2 separate regions of the Mus musculus genome follow, and region 2 is linked to region 1. The links are chromatin loops, found by intact Hi-C in ENCODE. Cell type or tissue: heart. All regions are shown on one strand.

Region 1 (2,500 bases):
GTAAGCCACATGGCAGAAGCGGAGAACTGGCCCCCGGATGTTGTCCTCTCACGTCCACATGACACCTTGCTCCACAATAAATACAAGCTAAAGGGTTAGAAAAAGGGTTTGGAAAGGCGGCTCAGCGGTTAAGGCCCCTTATTGCTCTTACAAAGGACTGGGGTTTGATTCTCAGCACCCACATGGTGGTTTACAACTCATTTACATAAAATTTTAAAAATTAACAGGTTAAAGAAAGGTCTACACCTTCATTTCATAGGTTAGGAAAGTAATGGAGCAGAATGTGGAGACATGTGAACCGGGCTTCATTTGGTGGCATTTTCTCTCGACGCCAAAAGTACAGTGGGACATTTAAGGTAAGGGCCAGGTCCTCAGCCCTGACCCATGACAAATTATCACTTTCCCAGCTCTAGTGCAATCTAATCGAATCAGATACTTGGGGCTGTACGGAGGCCCAGTACTTCATAAACTTTTTAAAGTCTCACCTGGCCGGGCAGTGGTGGCGCACGCCTTTAATCCCAGCACGTGGGAGGCAGAGGCAGGTGGATTTCTGAGTTCGAGGCCAGCCTGCTCTACAAAGTGAGTTCCAGGACAGCCAGGGCTATACAGAGAAACCCTGTCTCGAAAAACAAAAACAAAACAAACAAACAAAAGTCTCACCTGTAGCCAGAGGTGGCAATTTATGAGTCAGTAGGAATGGTGGTGTTTGCCTGTAATCTCAACACTCAGGAGGCAGAGGCAGGAGAATTGTCACAAGTTGAATGTCAGCTTGGTGTAGATAGAGGGTTCTGGAGCTGCATAGTGAGAGCCAGTGAAAAAGCGGGTACCTCTCCAAGTGCTAAATTTTTATTTATCATTCCTGACATTTTATAAGACACTAGTTGTTTCATTTTTTTGTAAGTATATCGACATATTGATACTAATGAAAAAGTACCATCAAGGTTGAGGTGAGAGGGTGGCACACTTCTGTAATTCCAGCAGGATCAGTAAGTAGTTCAAAGCTAGCCTAGGCTACTGTTTCGAGATCCTGTTTCGAAAGAGAAAACAAAATCACACTCCAAAAGTAAAGGCTTCGTAAAGAATTGCACTTGTTTGGAGAAAACCCCTTTCTCATCTCAAACTCCCGGAGGACGCTCACAAAGTTGGCTCCGCCCATAGACGTCAAAGGCCTGCGCAGCCCCAGCAGCTCGGTCGACCCGCCCCATTTGGGAGGGGTCGGTCCCGCCCCCCAGCCCCTCCCCTCCCCTAGGCCCCGCCCCGCCCCGGACCGCCACGCCCTCACCTCCCGCCGCGCCGGGCCGGTGTTGTCCAAGATGGAGGGCGGCCTGTCGGCGCCGCTGTCCGTCCGGTTGTTGCTGTTCATAGCGCTGCCAGCCGCGGGATGGCTGACCACCAACGCGCCCAGGCCGCCGTCCACAGCCCCGCAGGTAGGGCTGGGCGTCCGCAACAAGCCGCTCCTCTGCCTGGACCTCCGGGAGCCCGGGCGGGGTGACGCTGCCCCCTCCCGCAGGTGGACAGCCGAGAGTGCGGGGCTGGACCGGGTCTGGCCGCCGGGAGAGAAAGGGGGGGCTTTCCCGGATGCCGGGTGGGGTGGGTCCCCCGAAAGGGAACGCAAGGAAGGCGTGCAGGCGTCCTTGAAAGTGTGGTCAAGACTGCGGCCATCGAACTTGAGTTTCCTAGCGCCTCTCGAATCGGTTCGGATCCTGCCAGGTTTTGCTGTCGAAAATGCGTGATCGCTAGTGACTTCGGTCGTTTGTAATGGCTCCTTCCTGGGTTAGCGCCCGGTCCTGGGCCCTGAAGATGTTTGTGTTGCCCAATTAGCAATTTTCCAGGCCACCTGTGTCTGCTCGGCCGCGACCAGGAGGGAGTGCCTTTCTTGGTCTCGGGGCCACTCGGGCTAGCGACTGAGGGAGGCTGAAGGTCTATCGCTTCCCGGATGGGCTTTTTATTGGATGTGTGTTTGTGTGTGTGTGTGTGTGTGTGTGTGTGTGTGTGTGTGTGTGGTCGTGGGGGTGGGGTGGGTGGGAGGAGCAGTCCTTTCCTGCGTGATGGGTCGGAGATGAGTTTCTTCAACATCCCAGGGGAACGAGATTCAACCGCTCTAAGGTCACAAGTCTTTCAGATTCCTGGCTTACTGTGAGAACCCTGCCATTGCAAAATGCCAGCCCATGATTTACTCTTGTTGCCACATTGGCCTTCTTCAGTATAGTAGGAGAAAGTTTAGAGATTATAAAATTCGAGTTTTCCCCAAATGACAAGAAACTTATGTGGTAGGAACACACTAAAGACAGAAGTGACTGTCATGATAAATGTCACTTTTTATGTTTAAAACTTTACTTGTTGTGTATATGTGGTGTTGGATCGGGAACTTACACCAATGGAGGTCACAGGATAACCTTGTGGATTCAGTGTTTCCCATGGTCCTGTTTTGCAACAAGTGCTTTTATAACTCTTGAGCCATCTCCAGCTCTTTATTCTGCTTATAATGTTTTAGAATTAT
Region 2 (2,500 bases), 2.0 Mb after region 1:
CTACTCATCTTTCACACAAAGTGACCGTGACGATGGCATCCTTATCCTGGAGAATTTCAGAAACAGTCCCCAGGCCCGTCTGCTGCCATCACAGAGCCCGGACCAGCATCCCAACAAAACCTTGCTGCCTGTCCTGCATTTTGAAAGAGTGGTTTGCTCAACACTAAAAAAGAATGGCAAGCGAAACCCTAAAGTGGATCGAGAAATGCTGAAGGAAGTTATTGCCAGCGGGAACTTTAGACTGCAAAATATAATTGGCAAGAAAATGGGCCTGGAGCACCTAGACATCCTGGCTGAGCTCTCCCGCAGGGGATTCGTGCACCTGTTGGCTAACATTTTGACTAAGCTCAGCGGCATGGACTTAGTAAAGTGAGTTTGAGGGTGTTGCGCACTGCATGTATAGATAACATAGGACCTGGTTGAGCAGACCAATGTAAAGTGGTCTTAGTGCTGACTTCCTTTTAATGTTTGGTTGACATTTGAAATGGAAGAAAATCTATGGAAATCTGCATCCAGTCTTGTCACTTTGAATTTCATAGTCTGCCATTAGAAGAATGTATTCTATACTGAATTATCTGGCTAGCTGCAATGAAATGGGTAGATAAGGTGGTTTCTATTAGTGGGTGGTTTCTGTATTCAGCATTGTGAGGTGTGCTATTTCAGTTGATGTAATAGATTTTTCAAAATTGGTTACAAGTTAGCCTAATATCCTGTCACACTAAGGTGGAGGTGTATACATTGTACTGGTGTGAAATTGCTTATCCTAATAGATACTCAAGACAAAAATGGATATACAACAAGCTTGGTGGGAGTTTTTTTAAAAACTTAAAAAGTTTTGGCTGGCTCTTTGGTAGTCTGGCTAAGCACTCATAACTGGGCTCTGTCATTCCCAGATCTTAATCCACCCAGTTTCAGTGCGTGTTGGGTTAGTGTAGCTTGTAGTCATCTGCTTCAGTTCTCTGTTGGACTTAGACCTTTGTCTCCTTTGTTTTCAGTCTGTCTAAAGTGAGCAGAATTTGGAAGAAGATACTGGAAAACAATAAGGGGGCGTTCCAGCTCTACAGCAAAACCATGCAGCGAGTCATTGTAAGTCTTCCAAAGTGCTCTTTCTCTTAAGCTGCCATTGCTCTTTTAGGGGGAGAAACAAGTGCTTGTAAATTCATTCAATTCATAAGAAATGGCAGCTTCCTGGGGAGGAAGGGTGTGAGGCGCTCGCAGTGTGTGGATCCTCTATAGAACTTGTTAATAAGCCTAAGTTTAAAAAATTCTACTTTGTATGAGACACACCAACCACAAAGTGGTCTTAAGCAACCAGTTAACTTCCTGGTATAGAGGAAGAGTTTAATTTTCTAAAGTACTTGCTAATTGTGGTGTTTCTGACAGTTGATCATTACATGATTGAAGTATGCTCCTAAGGCAGGATGGTCTCAAGTGTCTGTAATCTTGGAATACTGGAGGCTTGAGAAGTTTAAAGACAGCATGGAGCTACATCTTGAACCTGTTCTCAAAAATCCTAAAATAAATGTTTGTTAGCTGACTGCTGCCCTCTATTGGTATGGGAAGAATAAAGTCCTGTCTACTTGTTCTGTGGACAGGACTTTATTTAGTGTTGGTCTTGGCTGGTTTAAAGGGCACCTTAAATTCCTAATAGCTGTCTCTGATTCACACTTTGAGTGAGTTCCTTTTTGGAGTGTTTCTGTGCATAACTCTGTCCAATGGAGGGGCTGCGATTACAGTCCTGTGGGATCCCTTTATCAAGGAATATGAAAAAGAATTGAAAATCTCTTTAAACTTTGAATCAGGAAAGCAGTAAGTTGTCACTACATGCTACAACGAGAGGATATGTTGTGGGCAGAGCTGCACTAACTTGTGTTCAAAAGTCATCGACCTGGGCACCTCCCAAAAAAGATGTTCAAATCAAGTCCTCCAGTCAGCGTGGTCAGAGAGTTTCTACCTACAGCCGGCACAATGAGTTCGTGGAGGTAACTATCGGGAAAGTCTTAGAAATGAGGAACACTTACTTATAGTTAAAGTAAGAAAGAGGGTTTCACAGGACAGTTTGCCACTACATGCTATCTGGTGTCTGGTACTAAATTACATCACATGATGATGTTGTTTGGGTTTGTAGTAAAAAGCATTAAGGCAGTAGAGGTCACATCTTCCGTCCTTTTCATCTACTCTCAGTAGTGACCTCGAAATATCCCAAGACTGTCCCATACTACATCTTATAGTTGCCACTGTCAAAAGGAGAACAGCTGAATACAAGGCATACCTTTCAGGAGTTTAAGGGCACCTATTACTCTGAACCCATTAGGTAATGGGTATTTAATGTCTGTATTGGAGGCATGGTTCTCCTTCCTGGTTTAATAACAAATTCAAGATACTAAAATACACATGGATTTCTTTTTCTTCCAGGTGGCAAAGACATTGAAGAACAACGAAAGCCTCAAAGCCTGTGTTCGCTGTAATTTCCCTGCAAAATATGACCACTATTTAGAGC

The links. Hi-C counts contacts between places; a loop is a spot of excess contacts. Peaks named below come from ENCODE experiments on the same cell type or tissue, not always from the same donor. Only the 100,000 strongest peaks of a DNase experiment are listed, where the experiment ranks them.
Region 2: a loop joins it to region 1, with 12 times the contacts of the local background. A loop is called at or near these places in 5 of 42 quality-filtered maps.

The regions. Positions count from the first base shown.
Region 1 is chr10:7,779,688-7,782,187 of GRCm38, reverse strand. It overlaps Ginm1 (glycoprotein integral membrane 1), which reads left to right and starts at 1,271. Exons shown (of 8, transcript NM_001346750.1): 1 at 1,271-1,427. The coding sequence starts at 1,314. In heart, no CTCF peak of the experiment used is centred here; a DNase peak (open chromatin) is centred at 1,337; H3K4me3 peaks cover 1,804 bases; H3K27ac peaks cover 1,227 bases.
Region 2 is chr10:5,799,738-5,802,237 of GRCm38, reverse strand. Fbxo5 (F-box protein 5) reads left to right here. Exons shown (of 5, transcript NM_025995.2): 2 at 1-369; 3 at 996-1,086; 4 at 1,803-1,982; 5 at 2,416-2,500. Among named protein-coding and RNA genes, the nearest start is that of Fbxo5, 4.5 kb to the left of the region's middle. In heart, a CTCF peak has its summit at 1,560 (motif pointing left); no DNase peak of the experiment used is centred here.